Regions from separate parts of the Homo sapiens genome. Here region 2 is linked to region 1. The links are chromatin loops, found by intact Hi-C in ENCODE. Cell type or tissue: OCI-LY7. All regions are shown on one strand. Links, peaks and the distances in the headings refer to the core of each region. The heading gives the core; the rest is flanking DNA. Region 1 overlaps LINC02661 (long intergenic non-protein coding RNA 2661). Region 2 has its middle 310 kb from the start of LINC02661.

Evidence for each region. Hi-C counts contacts between places; a loop is a spot of excess contacts. Peaks named below come from ENCODE experiments on the same cell type or tissue, not always from the same donor. Only the 100,000 strongest peaks of a DNase experiment are listed, where the experiment ranks them.
Region 2: a loop joins it to region 1, with 2.0 times the contacts of the local background. A loop is called at or near these places in 2 of 110 quality-filtered maps.

Annotation. Positions count from the first base shown.
Region 1 is chr10:108,779,634-108,787,973 of GRCh38, reverse strand. The region is part of intron 3 of LINC02661 (long intergenic non-protein coding RNA 2661); the gene reads right to left. Among named protein-coding and RNA genes, the nearest start is that of LINC02661, 75 kb to the right of the region's middle. In OCI-LY7, for the core only: CTCF peaks have their summits at 1,182 (motif pointing right), 3,623 and 3,827 (motif pointing right); a DNase peak (open chromatin) is centred at 3,853.
Region 2 is chr10:109,014,014-109,022,353 of GRCh38, reverse strand. No RefSeq gene overlaps it. Among named protein-coding and RNA genes, the nearest start is that of LINC02661, 310 kb to the right of the region's middle. In OCI-LY7, for the core only: a CTCF peak has its summit at 3,276 (motif pointing right); no DNase peak of the experiment used is centred there.

The sequences.
Region 1 (8,340 bases), core at 217-8,216:
GTAGGGATAATTGGCAGTTCAGCATGGGATCACTACCTAGACATAGGTGGGTTTTGAAGTGGCTACGTTGTCTGGGGTATATACCTTGGGTTTGTTGTCTCATGCCAGGAAAATTTAGGATACAGACACATATGAGGAGTTTAGAAACAGTGGTTTAGGAAGAAGAAAGAGAAAGGAAAGCAGCTTTCTCTCTAGTGAGAAAGAGGGGACTTCCAAGAGGAAAGACTGGCTGGCAGCGGATGCACTAGATTTTATAGTACGGCTTGAGGAAGCAGTGTCTGATTTACATAGGGCTCACAGATTAGTTCCATCAGGTATGACATTTACATAGCTCGTGGAGAAGGCTTGTTGCTCCACCCTAACCTTATTATGCAAATTAATTCTTCCCTTGGCCAGTGCCATCTTGTCTGCTTCTTACTGTACACATGGCTGGCAGAGAAGCGAAGATGGAGCCACCATCTTGAACATGTCTAGTCCATAGTTCCTGCCAACATTCACCCATGCAAGCTCCCAGCTTGCTTGTCTATGTCTGCAGCTCGACTTTACAGGCTACTCTTTGTTAGAAAATGATTTGGAGCTGCTTTTTATTAAAAAGAAAAGCCCAACTGAGGGCTCCCCTACCCTCACTATCTGCCTAAGTGATTTCTTCTTAACTCCTGTAGCTTTCCCTCCTCAGGAGTGGTAACCGTAACTGCTGTTAGGGGGTTTTGGGTGATGACTCTTTCTGGCTACTTCCTGCTGAAAAGGGGCATTGTGTGGAGAACAGCAGCGAGGGCTCCTCCTGCGGGTGATCTAAGGGTCCTTGGAAGAAAGGTGTGCCCATGCATCGTTCGGTCTACAGCACCATTTGAAGTTGGATTGCTTCTAGGTGAGAGGGTACTATTTGAGTTACAGTATTCAGTAGCCAAGGTCCAAACATTAGTATAAAACATTTGAGCAAGAAGGGGTTTAATAATGGAGCTGACCAGTTCCACAAAGAAGACTGGAATTCATTAAAGAGGTTTTGTAGTAATTCAGGGCTGGAGCTTGCATTTTCTCTTAACTGGTCAGTGATTTTTAACTTGATCTTAAAGCATCTGTAGGTTTTCTTCTACTTGACTAGAGATCCAGAAGCAGCATGTTTCACTTAAGACTTCATTGAGTTGCCCACACTTCTGGATTGATATCAGCTTCCACTAGGAGGAGACAAAGAGATTGTCCTGGGGCCATAAGGAGGCTGGTCCCCATATGAGCTAAAATGCCTCTACCTAATAAATGAGTGAGACTTTCTAGCACGATTAAAAAGGCATGTGCAAATAGTAGATTTCCCCATTTGCAACTAAGGGGTTGAGAAAAGTATCAAATTAGAGTTTTTCCTGAGACACCGCTCACAGTTGTGCTATGGGAAGAAGGAAGGCCTGGATTAGAGAGGAGAAGAGAGAGCCTGGCTCCAGTGTCTAGAAGGAGATCTATCTTCCTTCCTTCAATTTCCTCTAGGGCTCCTGTGCTGTAATGAAGTTTGAGCCACTGGATCTGGGGGTTCCAACCCCGGGAGCCATCAGTCCTGTTGGTCCATCCATGAGACTGGTTCTGAACCCAGTAACCTTCATCTCTGGGGGCAGTCCAATTTCCAGTGGTCCCCACCACATGCTGGACAGGGTTGTGGTGGTTTCTTCTTGCTGCCTGGGTGTGTTTTCTTAATGTGCCCTGACTTGCCACACTGATAGCAACTGGTGGATGCACCTCAGGGATCCTAGGCTTTGCAAGCCTATAAGGCAGCTACTAGAGCCTCTGACCCTCTCTTTTGCTTCCTCTCTTTCTCCTGGTCTACTGCTGGTCCCCCTCCTGGTCCCTGTTATAAAAGACTGAGGTAGTCACCTTCAGGATGTTCTCTAAAGTGCTATCTGGTCCTAAAGCCTACTTCTATAGTTTCCTTCTAGTATCAAGAGCTGCCTGTGTAATAACCTTGTCCTTTAGGATTAGCTGTCCCTCCACTGACTCAGAGGATAGGGAGGTGTGCTTTATTAGAGCCTCTCTCAGTCCTTCTATAAAGGCTGCAGGATTCTCATCTGGCTTTTGATCTATCACAGACAGAGTAATTAAGAGGATTGATTGTAGTTCTTCATAGGCCCTCCAATATGCACATTAAAAAATGTTTCCTTTTCCATTCATCTGTAGCATCATAGGGGTTCCAATTAGCATTGTCTAGAGGAACTACTTCCTTCTACTTCCTTTTCCATTTGAGAATGGTGTTTCCATTATCTCTTTGCCTTCCCTATTTTCTCCTTTCCTCTTAGGCCGACTGTAGGAGACATTTTGCTCCTCTCTGAATTTCTCTACTGCCTGCAGAGCTGCCTGCTTCTCAGTTATGGTTAGAGTTTGGCTTAGGAGCAGCGTAACATACCACCATGAGAGGTAAAATATGTGAGTTACATTTTGGAAGGCCTCTATATACCTGTCAGGGTCAGAAAATCAGCCTAAGTCTCCCTTTACTTGCCTAAGGTCATACAATGAGAAGGGAACTTGAATCCTAGTGACATCACCTCCATTGGGCACTTCCTGTCTGGGTCAGAGTGAGGGTGGGGGAGTGGAGAATTTTGGAAATGGCAGAGGTGGAAGAGCTGGTGGCATTGTTGGAGGTGGTCTTAGATAAGGGGGACTGGAAGGGCTCGCGGACTCAATAGCTGCCTCAGGTGGTTTCCCCAGAAGTTGCTTTTCTAGTCTTGGGGAATCATTCCATTTGGGGCTGCCTAATACTATTGCTAAAAGGGCTGGGTTGATTGTGCAACACTTGCAAAAGTCTGGGTTGTCTCACAGGGCAAAGAAAGCCTGTATATAAGGTACCTTGGACCATTTTCCCTCCCATCTGCAGAAAAGACCTACCTGTTGGATATTAAAATTAAGGCTCCCTTCCAAAGGCCAGGCTGGTTCAAGAGGGTAAGAAGGTAAAGCCCTTGTGCAAAAGAAAATGAGCCACTTTTTTTTTTCAAAGTCATAGGGTCAAAGGAATCCCAGTGCTTCAGAATGCACTCCAGAGGGGTATAGGCTGAAGATAATCTCTTACCCATCTAGAAAGAGAAGTGAGAAAAAGGCATCCCTTTAGTCTCCTTCCTTTTGTTGTGACCCAGGGTGGAGAGGAAGACGATGGGCACGGCCCCCCTGCTGTTTTCCTTCCTTGGTTCCTGGGTCCCCGCACCTTGTTAGATGCAATGCCCATCGTTCCAGGTGTGACCCCCAGCCATGGAACCAGAGGAACTAAGATATTGGGATTAGTCACACTCACCCATGCAGATCTAGTCCTCTGCCTGTGATTTCCCTTTGACTTCCTAGACTTGTGTGACCCGCCTGGCTCCTCAAAAGAATGGATCTTGGGAGAGACTATGTGACAATTACATTTGGGCAACTTTTGCACTTCCTTCTTTAATGGTGGAAGTATACTGGTTTGAGGTCTGTATCCTGCTATTATAGCCAGATAATTTAGTATGCTAAATTTAAATATGATTTAGTATAGCATACTAAAGCATTTACCCTTAGAGAATGGTTCTGGTTAACTTCCAAACTTAAAATCCCCTTACTAATTAAGTACCATTCTAATTCGAGGAGGAATAGGTGCCTTAAAAGAATGGAGGGACCAAATGGCCATTTTCCTGCTATGGAACAGTATCAAGACTAAAATTTGGCTTTGGAGAATATTTTACTCCTAGTTGTTGAAGGCAGGATTTTCTGGTTTATAGAAGCAACATGAAGCCTAATTTCTAGTAGAAAGGAGCAAAAGGGGAAGATAATTGGGAAGATAGAATATTTAGGTAAAGGACTGACAATGTGCCTCATGGACAGGTTCCCTCTTCCACTAGGTGGTGCTGTTGACCTTGAAATGCCATGTACTCTCCAGACCAATGGGAGAGAGACCTTGACATGCCATGTGCTCTCCAGACCAAAGGCAAAGAGATACCTAGAAATGCCATGTGCTCTCCAGACCAACTGCAGAGAGAGACCTGGAAGTGTGATGCACTCTCCAGATCGAGGGCAGAGAGAATCTGAAAATGACTTGTGCTCTCTAGACCAAGGGCAAAGAGTGATGCTCACTGTGGTGGAGGGGACCCTCTGTAGAAAATCAGAAAGATGCCTTCCCTTCCCCAGTTACTATGCATTCCCTGATCTTGCCTAACAAGATTACTTCCCTGAACCGTAAAACTTCCCACACATTGCATACACAGAGAGGATAGACGATATGGTGGTTGCGGAAAGGAAAGGAGGAAATTATGATAGAAAAGTTGGAGATCTTGTTGCTGACACCCCATAAGGCAGTTGGAGGCTGGTGTCAGTCCAGATGTCTTTGGATAACACCGGGGGGTAGCCAGAAATCCTCAGTTGCCCCAGAACCTCTTCCAGCCTCAAGTGATGGCTGTCTTCCATGAAAGGAAGCTGATACAAATATGGCCAACATGCTCAGCAACACACGGGTACTGGGGCATTCTCTATGTTCTCCCCAGCAAGCCTGTCCCCTAAGTCTTATAAGGCTAGCATCCATGCTACTCATTTTTAAATGGCTAAAGGTGGCCCAGTATTTGGTTTGATTTGGTTTTAAAATGGAGTCCAAGAGCCCCAAAATGAAAGGACAGAGTTGGAGTTCACTCCTCTACTCACCATTTTGATGACTGTTGTAACTTGGTATCCTGGATGAGGTCCCCAATATGAAACAGCTACGTTGTCTGTGTTGTATACCTGGGGTTCGTCATCTCATGCTAGGAAAATTTAGAACACTGACACACACAAGGAGTTTAGGAGTAGAGGTTTAATAGGCAGAAGAAAGAGAAAGGAAAACAGCATTCTCTCTCTAGTAAGGGAGAGGGGACTTCCAAGAGGGAAGATCGGCTGGTGGCAGATGCACTGGATTTTATAGTCTGGCTTGAGAGGAAGCAATGTCTGATTTACACAGGACTCACAGATAGGTTCAATCAGGTATGATGTTTACATAGTGCATACAGAAGGCTGGTTGCCCCACCATAATCTTATTACACAAATGAATTCTTCCCTTGGCCAGTGCCATCTTGTCTGCTTCTTACTGTACACGTGGCTGGCAGAGAAGCAAAGATAGAGCTTCCATCTTGAACATGTCTAGTCCCTAGTTCCTGCCAGCATTCACCCATGCAAGTTCCCAGCTGGCTTGTCTACAGTTGCAGCTCGACTTTACAGGCTACTCTTTGTTAGAAAATGATTTGGGGCTGCTTTTCATTAAAAAGTAAAGTTACTGAAGTCTCCCATACCCTTACTATCTGCCTAAGTGATTTCTTCTTAACTCCTAGAAGTCAGTGCAATGTCATGCATAGTTTCTCCAAATGCTCCTGTAAGTGAGTAATAGCAGACAAGAGCCACAGTAACCTCCCAGTCACCCTATGAGAATTCAGGAAAAGTGTCCGATTGCCCTCACCCTATCTTATCTTCCAGGATCTGTAGTAATTGGTATCATCATATGTGCTTCATGTGGCTGATCTGAAGTGTGGAGTCTTTCAGAGAGTAATCAGGCATCTATAGACTGGTTCTACTATGCAGAACGCTGATGATATTTGTCTTTTCTATACTGGAGAGGAAATGAAGAAGTTCTCTTTTTCTTAGAAATTAGCTCAGGGTTGGCCTCTTAGAAGGTTTTTTAGTGTGTCTAGTAAAGACATTTTGAAGAGGTCAAAGATTGTAACGGTTATCAAAAATAAGGATTTTATTATGGAAAAAATGATAATTTACTAAATAGAAAATGAATATGAAAACTAATAAACTATGTGAGGCCCAAAGTTGAGTTCATGGTGAGTTCTCAACCATTTTTCCCATTTTTATTTTCAACATATGTTTTACCAGCTGGTTAAAGTATTCAAGTCATTCCCTGTCTCTTCTCCACAGTAGTTGGCATTTTCTGGGGCAGGTATTTGAACTCAAATATATCTCTGTGGTTAAGTGGCTGTGATTTTGTATAAGACAAAGTAACAGCATCACACTCCTCTTTTAAAATGTTAAGGTTGAGACAACATTATTCCTTTAAAATGACTCCCTGGCTTTAATCCCAGTAAGAAGTAGTTAAGTAGAGTGAATTGAAAACCATATCCTTAATCATTGAAATAATTAATTCAATCTTGATATAGCCCTTTGCAACTATAAGAATTTCAATACATGTGAGAAATAAATTATTTCCTAGGACATAAAAATTAAAGAGCTCAAGAAAATCTCCCTGCAGAAGGGAAATCAGGATTACCACTCCTTAGGTTTCCTGAGAGATATGAATTTTGTCAATTTGCTGGCACAATTATTAACACAGTATATTATTTGTTTTTTTCCTAGGCCTTGCAGATCATCATTTCTTTTCACCTTTAAAAAGAAATCTTCACATACATTCATCCTCTCTCCTCACTTATATTGACAAAGATCATGGCACTAAGAAAAAAAAGTCTTTAAAACTGCATTAGTGAAGGGCATTGATATAAATGTTCCTAAATACTGATATGTACTTTTCAATGGTTATTCTTTTTCACTATCTATTCTAGTAGACTTAAAGAATATTTGAAAGAATAAAGAGAGCCTTCTTCTCTCTTAAAAGGATAGTTTGAACTAATTTTTTGATACTGCCTTCATCTTTATTATTTCTTATTTGAAGGGAGCGATCTTTATTAAGAGAGGGTGTGGCTATAGGGTAACTTTCAGATGCTTTCCAGTTGTAGGGAAGAAGTTCCCCACTGTGAGCTCCCAAGAACATTTCCTATTTACTTCTCTCTACTCTTGTCTTCCCTCCTGTCTAGCCTGGCTGAGAGCCTCACAGCATCCTCTGACTTGAATTTCAGAGTCTCCCTGAGACATCCTCCTAGCATGTAAGAGAAACATTGTTCTAAAATGGTAATCCAAGGACATAATGATTCATATTGAATTCAGTTTTTGAAATTATATTTAATTAAATGCAGTTATGTTTATTTTTTGAATAGATAATGCATTTTTATTGTTCAAAATTCAGTAGGTACAAAAGTTACAAAGTAGAAATTCTGCCACGTGCCACTTATCTCAAATTCCAGCTGTCAGGCTTTCTTCCCTAGAGGAAACCAATGTTATTAGTTTATTTGTATTCTTCAGCAGATGTCATTTTTTTTCTCACTTTCAGAAACATGCATATTGATTGTATGTTTTTCATTTAACAATATATCCCAGTGGTAAATCCATAATAATATATGGAACTTTTTTATTTTTTAAAAAAGTGCATGGTACTTCATTATGGAATAGATGTTTAATAATTTATCTAGCCCTACAAATTAGCGTATATTTCATAACTCAGGTTGTTATTTTGAATGATAGGAAGGAAAGATTAACATGGAAAAGAAGCGTAGGGGCAAATTATAAAGAAATTTGGTGAAAGACTTTGGAATTAGTGGGAAAAAAGTTAACCATATTTGTGTATATGAGTGAAGTAAGAATTAAAATTATGTGATATAAAAATCAGTTCAACGACAAATTGAGGGTACTGAAAATAAATAATGTCTTTCTCTTGCCTAATTGCCCTGGCCAGAACATCCAGTACTATGTTGACTAGGAGTTGTGAGAGAGGGCATCCTTGTTGTGTGCCAGTTTTCAGGAGTAATGCTCCCACCTTTTGCCCGCTCAATATGATATTGGCTGTGGGTCTCTTATATATGCCTCTTATTGTTTTGAGGTATGTTCCTTCAATGCTTAATTTATTGAGTGTTTTTAACATAAAGGGATGTTGAATTTTATTGAAGACCTTTCTGCATCTATTGAGATAATCGTGGTTTTTTGTCTTTAGTTATTTTATGTGATAAATCACATTCATTAATTTCTGTATGTTGAACCAAACTTGCATCCCAGGAATGAAGCCTACTTGATTGTACCGGATAAGCTTTTTGATGTGCTTTGGAACTCAGTTTGCCAGGATTTATTTGAGGATTTTTGCAATGCTGTTCATCAAGGATATTGGCTTGAAGATTTTTTATTGTTGTTATATCTCTGCCAGGATTGGGTATCAGAATGATGCTGACCCCATAGAATAAGTTAGGGAGGAGTCTCTCCTTTTCAATTTTTTGAAATAGTTTCATTATAAGTGGTACCAGCTCTTCTTTGTGCCACTAGAATTCAGCTCTGATCCCATCTGGTCCTGGGCATTCAAATAGGAGGAGATGAAGTCTTTGTTTGTAGATGACATGATACTATATCTAAAAAACCCCATTGTCTCAGCTCAAAATCTTCTTCAGCTGATAAGCAACTTCAACAAAGACTAAGTATACAAAATATTGTGCAATAATTGCTAACATTTCTAAACACCAACAATAGGCAAGCTTAGAGCCAAATAATGAATAAACTCCCATTCACAAT
Region 2 (8,340 bases), core at 182-8,181, 230 kb before region 1:
CACGATCTCGGCTGACTGCAACCTCTGCCTCCCAGGTTCAAGCGATTCTCCTGCCTCAGCCTCCAGAGTACCTGGGATTACAGATGTGTGCCACCACGCCCAGCTAATTTTTGTATTTTTAGTAGAGACAGGGTTTTACCATGTTGAGCCAGCTGGTCTTGAACTTCAGACCTCAAGTGATTCACCTGCCTCGGCCTCCCAAAGTGCTGGGATTACAGATCTGAGCCACCACGCCCAGTGTGGCTTGTAAGAAAAGGTGGGCAGTATTTTTTCCTACCCTCTAATGTGGAATAGTTTAAAGTTTCTAATTCTTCAAGGTTAAGCCTCACTACAAGTCTTTCTGGGATACTTTATTGTGTATTTAAATGAACCAGCTGACGACTACAGATGTTTCTTTCTGTCTTAGAATAGTTTGTACTTCCTCAGCTGATATCTAGGCTTTCTGGAATCTGGACACTTGTCTGATCCAGGGCTGCTGTGTATGAAGGAGGAACCAAAGCAATGATGTGTCTGATACAGCTGAGATCAACAGTGCTTGTGGGCAGAGGATCGCAGGTTGTTGAGGAGGCTTCCCAGGACAGACCGTGCCGTGCTACCATTCCCCTATTACACAGTGTGTGCCATTGTAGGGACTGGAGGCTCCTAGAACTAAAAAGAGTTGCTCATCCATGAAGGTTTGAGTGTTTTGCTTTGTTTTGTTTTAATAGAAATTGCAATTTAGAATGTCCATTCTGGAATTAGGGTGAAGATGCCAATGAGATAGTTTCATAATTGATTATAATATTAACTACAAAAAGCAAAAATAGTACTTATATAGAACCTACCACTTGCCAAGCACTGTTCTAAACTCTATACATTATTAACTCATGTAATCCCTGCAAAAACCCTATGGAATAGATACTTTTATAATACTCATTTGAGAGTTCCAGAATCTGAGGCAAAGAGAGGTTAAATCACTTGCTCGAAGTTACTTTTGCAATCTGTAAAAATAAAAAATGGCACCACTAATATAGGCATCCACACGGTTGGGCTACATAATCATACTTTTACACTGAGCCACAGGACTTCGGTATAATGGTTATGGATTAAATTAGATAGGCCCTAAATTCCCATAGAATCCCCAAGGGCCACACACAACTCCTGAAAATAGAGTCCTGACAGAGCTAATGACTAACGTTAACATTTGGAAGCACCATACGCGTGGGCTTCCAATGCCATATTATAGAGACTGCATTTTATTTTCTCAAATTTCCTACAAGATAGTTTTTATTTACATTCATATTTGACAGATGATGGACCCACATCTCAGAGACATTAAATTTGTCATTTTAAATCAACAGACACTGAGTGGCAGACTGAGTATTCATATGCAAGTCTGTCTCCAAATCCCAAACTCTTAACAAATATCCTGTACAATTTTGGAGACAACGTAGTGAACAGAGTGCTGGATTGGAATTAAAATACCTAAATTTTAAACCCAGCAGCTCTATTTTATCACCAAGGGACACTGGATGAGTTAATGCCTTTCTCAAGGCTGAAGTTTTGTTCTATATCACATAAGAGAATTGGTGTTTGTTACCACTGTTTTCATTCAGAATGATACTGTATGATTATGTGATTGTTTTATGTCAAAATATGTCTGAGTACCTTTTCAAATTCTAAACTATCCCAAGACATTTCCAGTCCCCAGAGCATAGTGTAAATAGAAGAAATTTAGATAAACACTACTTTCAGTCATTGGAATAAAACACTAAATGCATGAATACAGAAATACAGAACAACTACTTTTGAAAAATAAGCTAATGCTAATCTTTTTTTTTTTTTTGAGACAGAGTCTTGCTCTGTCACCCAGCCTGGAGTGCAATGGCACAATCTCGGCTCACTGCAACCTCCACCTCCCAGGTTCAAGCGATTCTCCTGCCTCAACCTCCCAAGTAGCTGTGAATATAGGCACGTGCCACCATGCCCAGCTACTTTTTTTGTATTTTTAGTAGAGATGGTGTTTCACCATGTTGCCCAGGCTGGTCTTGAACTCCTGACCTCAGGTGATCCACCTGCCTCGGCCTCCCAAATTACTGGGATTACAGGCGTGAGCCACTGTGCCTGGCCGCTAATGCTAATCTTTGACAGAAACCCTGTTGATTTCTTCAGGCCTCAATTTTCACATGTATAGACTGACCATCTGAATGCCAGTGCCAAAGCCCCTTTTTTGTGTGTCTTACATGTAGGACACACAGTGCAAGATTAGGAATTCAGAACTTCCTGGTACCTGCCAAGTTGCCATGCAGATTGTGAGCTGCATCCAAGGTCTCTTTCACTGCTGAGTTTTCTGTGTATTAAATCAGGCATACCCATGAGAAATGGACACTGCATGGACTCTCATGTTGCAGTTCACTTGGCCTTTTGCAGAGTCCCAGTAATTCATGTCCTTTGAATGTTTCAGGATCATTTTTTTTATTCTTGGCCAAATGCAATATTCCATCATAGAAATGCTTTTGTGGGGATCCTTCTAGGTCTATCTCATTTTGTACCTTTCTCTTTTTCTCAGTACGCACCCTTTCCCCAGTGTACACATCTCAGTAATATGTCCAGGACCCTTTCTATGGAATGTTGAAATACGAAAAGTAAAGCTCATTACCTAGGCCACTTGAAACTGTTTCTTTCTCTCTTTTGTCATTTTTACTCTTTCCAACATGGGTGATTAACCTCTACTTCTTCTTTAATAAGCGCTTATGATAGATGGAAAATTCCAGATTGTGCATTTGCTTGCTCAGATTTCCTTGGCTTTAGGGCATAAACAGTGATCTAATCCATGCAGTCAGACCTAAGGGAAAAGGTACAATTGTGAGGATGGAAGACTGTCTGGCAAAGACATATACAAGGGGATTGCCCACTTTCTTCCCTCAGGTATGATTAGGCAAAAATATGATACATGGAGGAGTAGCAGCATTTGGTGATTATGAGGGCGTTAGCCTGAGGATTTAAGCCAACGTGCTCAAGATTTGAGTGGAAAGAGAAGCACCTGAATCATAGTTGACATCACTATGCTTCCTAAGTAACCAAATCTGGAACTCTCTATCTTTCAGTGAGATGATGAAGACACTGATCTTACGACACTTTCGTTGGATCATTCTGTGAGTTTCAGCAAAAATATTTTTGAAACATACAAATCCAAGATATCCCCTTGCAAAAGTTTTACATCTCCTTTGTCTGGCTGAACATGTTTTATTTCATAATCTTGGCAGAAGTGTCATTTCAGAAGGACGCTAGATGGCAATATATGCTTCATAATTTATGGTGGGGGAAGGGAATTTAGGTTTAATATTGAACTGTCAAACGTACATGAAATGTTCAACGTGTGAATGTGAAAATACGTCAGAGTTTTATTTATTCTGTAGCTCTGTAAAAACTACTCTTTTAATTAAGACAGAAAGAAAAACTCTGAAGATAATAAAAAATAGTTTGAGCACTGGGACATACTGGGTAGGAAACTCTAATGTCCCATACAAGTTTAGGGAACAAAGAATGTCCTATCTCAGAAGAATATGTTCAAAGGCTACAAATATTCAAGTCTCTTATCTTCTGCTATTTAATTCAGGTACTGTGTCTATGGTGCAGTTGGTAATCCAGTTGGACCATGTTTATTGTAGACATGTCTCAATGCAGAAGGCATTACAGTTGTGCCTAGAGAAAAATAATTTAAGAAATATTAGCCACATATTCAAATTTATAGCCTTAACCCTTTGCCCAAATAGCATCCCTTATATAATTTATTTTTATTTCTAAGTGATGGTCTTAAAGATTATGGTGTTTCCTTTCTTGACAAGAATTTGCATGTGACTTTACCTAGGTGCCTTAATAAATCAACCAAATGCTGTCGTATGAACTATATATTCCTCCAAATAAGTTTATGCATTATATCAGTTTCTGTTTGGGACACCTGGAACTTATAAGTGGTACATAAAATATCACTTATTATCAAAATATATTTTCTGTGTTCATGGGATAATATCTATGTATTCATTTTTAGAATTTGTCTCATGCACCCATCATCACCTTCTGAGCCCATCTGTGAATTCCTGAGAAGTAGCAGTTAATCATTTCAGAGATACATTCAGACATTCAGATACATTCAGAGACGTTCAGAGAACATCAATCATGTAGGTGTTTTGGTAAATATTTAAGAGGAAGATTTGAAACATTTTTTCATGGTATTACTTGCTTCTAATGAAACAACAAAAGAAAAGAAACATTTTTTCCCCTTCTGTCATTCTCCTTCTGTCATTAAGACATTGTGAGAAATCAAGACCAAATGCTAAAAATCACTTGGTAGTTTGAAACTCTACACCCTTCCCCAAGGAAGATCAGTATATAACATTTTACTTGAGTGTATTACTAAAAGGATCAGTCTTGGATGGAGGCATATTCATGTTTGATAATGAATGGAATAATTGGACTCATTTCTGAGTTTGAGATTATAGAAGGATTTCTTACAGAGGAACTTGTTCCAAGACATTCAATGCAATGAATATACAATAAAGGTTAACCTTCTCCCACCCAGCTCCATAGATCAGCAACAGAATTTAAGTCAGACATTTCTTACTTACAGATAAGGATAGAATTTTGTGACAGCCTACCCAGTAGATGACAGAAACTTAAAGTAAATTAACTCTAATCATCACAACACTCTAAGTTTGTTTCTCTCATTTTACATGGGTGAAAATGAAGTCCAAAGAGGTTGTGTTACTTGCTGAATAACATCCTCTGCATATAATGAAATTTGTTTTATATCACACAGGCGGGTATTGTATAATACACACACACACACACACAAACACACACACACACACACACACAAAATACAGGAAAGATTATAGTAGGGTTTAAGTTATTGTTTATGTAGCTATTTGTCAGGAAGAAGTATGCTTCGTGGTCAATAATCTACATTTGGAGAACTTTTTTTTTCTTTTATTTTTGAGATGGAGTCTCGCTCTGTTGCCCAGGCTGGAGTGCTGCGGCACAGTCTCAGCTCACCGCAACCTCCGCCTCCCGGGTTCAAGTGATTCTCCTGCCTCAGCCTCCCTAGTAGCTGGGATTACAGGCACCCGCCACCACGACTGGCTAATTTTTTGTATTTTTAGTAGAGATGGGGTTTCACCAACACTGTTGGCCAGGTTGGTCTCGAACTCCTGACCTTGTGATTTGCCCACCTCTGCCTCCCAAAGCACTGGGATTACCCCCGTGCCTGGCCAGAAGATGCTTAATAAATGTTTGATGAAAGATTGAATGAATGGAATAGCATTGCATTAAGCTTCTATTTGTGGCAAGGTAAATCATTTATTAATGTCGTATAAAAGCAATACAGCCATATTATAAGAAAAGATTAAGAATGTAGTTTGTAGAGATGCTTTATTCTGATGAGCATAGGAAGTAAGAAAATCTTGTATTTTCCAATTTCCAGCAGAGACTAAAATTATTTCCAGAGTCATGTTCAACTTTAGCTGCAATTTGCAGACAGAACCCTCCACAAAATTCTTTAAGTCATTACTCTCTATTCCTCAAAAAGGATTTGTTTGAAGACACTATAATGCTTCCTTGTCCTTGAGTCCTTTTTTAGAATATGTATTTTACAAAACTACAGTAGGAAAAAAAAAACTATCCAATGGAACAATGCTTATGTTTTCTAAAATTAGTGGATTTTTTTAAGTTTCTAAAGCTCTCCAGGTGGAAAATAAACGGAAATTGAATTATTTAAGGCACAGCGATTTTATTAATACTGATAAAAGAGGAAGTTTCTTGAGAGAAATTCAAAATCAATCTTATTTCAGTGGGAACTTCAGTAGCTTCTATACAATGAATAACATTAGTCATATTTAAAAAAATGAGATGTGCATAACAAAGCATCTGTTTTAGGCTGATTCTCAACTCAGACAACATTTCTGCTTAGCTGAAGAAATAGTGGAAGAAAATATTCAGCTCATTTTTGATAAAATATTAATCTATTCCTTCTTTATGAAATTGTTAATGTTTGTCACAGAAAGTTAATATTTGCAATTTCTCTATTCAGCAGTATGGTTGAAGGATGAAATTATCTCGCTTCAGAATGCAGTTATTTGCATCCAACTATTGGTCATGCACATAAAAGATTTATATTTCATTTTATGACTGAGATTTGTTTATATGAAATATGTGAAAAAATGCTTTTTAAAAAAAAACAACTTTTTTTTCCTTTTTCCTTATAATTATCAGGCTATCAGTTTTTCTTGTTGGGAGAATCAAAATAAATAAGCTAATGTTTTATTCCTTTTGCATCATCTTTAATAACAACTATTTCATGAATATAAGCCATATTGAGGGAGCCATGCAGGCTTGGAATTGGAGAGAGGTGGAAATACTGTTTCCTTTTTTTTTTTTTTTTTTTTTTTTGAGATGGCGTCTGGCTCAGTCGCCCAGGCTGGAGTGCAGTGGCGCCATCTCGGCTCACTGCAAGCTCCTCCTCCTGGGTTCACACCGTTCTCCTGCCTCAGCCTCCCGAGTAGCTGGGACTACAGGCACCCACCACTACGCCCGGCTAATTTTTTTTGTATTTTTAGTAGAGACGGGGTTTCACCGTGTTAGCCAGGATGGTCTCGATCTCCTGACCTCGTGATCCGCCTGTCTCGGCCTCCCAAAGTGCTGGGATTACAGGCGTGAGCTACCGCTCCCGGCCTAAAATACTGTTTTCAAGGGGCTTCTACGTCGCATTGGCAGAGCCTTACAGGTGGGGACGTTCTTACAAAGCCCCCTCTGCTCTGGAAAAAATGGATCTTGTTTTTTTGTGCCAGATTCTGGGCTCTTTTTCATTTCCAGTTAGAAGGATTAGAACAAAATTTTTTATTGTGCCCCTTGTTCTTTTATATTTAGTTTTATAATTCCTCTTAGAAGTTTATATAGGTATCTTGGACTCTCTGCATCTAAACAGGAGTTTGGGTTTTCACTTCTCAGATTCTTACAGATTTACATAAAGAAGCTCATCTGCATTCTTTGTGAAATTAAACTTAAGTTCACAAGGCCCCTTAATGAGGGAGGATCTCTACTCAGAGAAGGATGATGGATTAAACGCTGAAATCTGATTCATGCACATCCTACACATAAGATTGTCCTAATCCCTAAGGAATCTCCCTCCTCTCATCTCTGCCACTGGGTGAGGATTCTCCCTCCCTGATCAGCCTTTTAAGATTGGAATTTTATTTTATTTTAAGAAGTGCCAGGGTCCTTACACTTTTGAGTTTCTTTTAGAGGTGGGGCCAGTACAGCCCTAATAAGTCAACTCATAAGAAAATAAAGAGCAAAAGAGGGAGGTGTATTTTTATTTAGAATAAAAAAAGAAGTAGGCTTCTTCCTAGTTAAAACCAATTAACAGCCCTCTTCTGGGAAAAAAATAATCATCTTAATGTTGGAGGACATTAATAACATTTTAAATGTCATATTGGTTAGGAATCTTCTTGGCTGCAAGGAACAAACATCGTCATTGTTCCTAAAGTGACTTAAACATTTAAAATATTATTTTTCTCAACTAAGAGGGATTTCAGATGTCAGCAGTCCAAACCTAGTACAGCTGCTCAGTGATGCCATCAGGGGCCTTTCTCTGGCCCACTCTGTCATCCTTAGTTTTTTGGCTTCTTATCTTCATGGTTGTCACCTCATGGTTCCCAATGGCTAGTGTGTCTCCAGGCATCATATATTCCAGCAAGGATGAGTAAGGGCAAGAAGCAGAAACTGCACAATTCTTATATGTACTATTGGCCAGGACTATATCACATCGACCTCTCCAAATCTACTAGGGAAGCTAAATGTGCATTTTTCCATTTTGTAGCTTTCTGAGGTATTGAACAGAAAGGGTAGTTGGGAAATGAAATGGGGATGTGTGAATATTCTTAGCTCATCTTTCCATGTTGCTGATGTCAGTTAGCACTACGTGATTTGGTGACTTCCACACAACTTGGTACTTTTCTTCTTTTTAATATCTTATAAGTTTCCTTACAAAATTTTAGGAAGAATTTTTATTAAAAATCCCAGCCAGGCACGGTGGCTCACGCCTGTAATCCCAGCACTTTGGGAGGCCGAAGTGGTTGGATCACCTGAGGTCAGGAGTTCGAGACCAGCTGGCCAACATGGTGAAACCTCGTCTCTACTGAAAATACAAAAATTAGCCAGGTGTGGTGGTGTATGCTGATAATCCTAGCTACTTGGAAGGCTGAGGCAGGAGAATTGCTTGAACCCAAGAGGCAGAAGTTGCAGTGAGCCGAGATCGCACCAGTGCACTCCAGCCTGGGCAACAAAGCAAGACTCTGTCTCGGG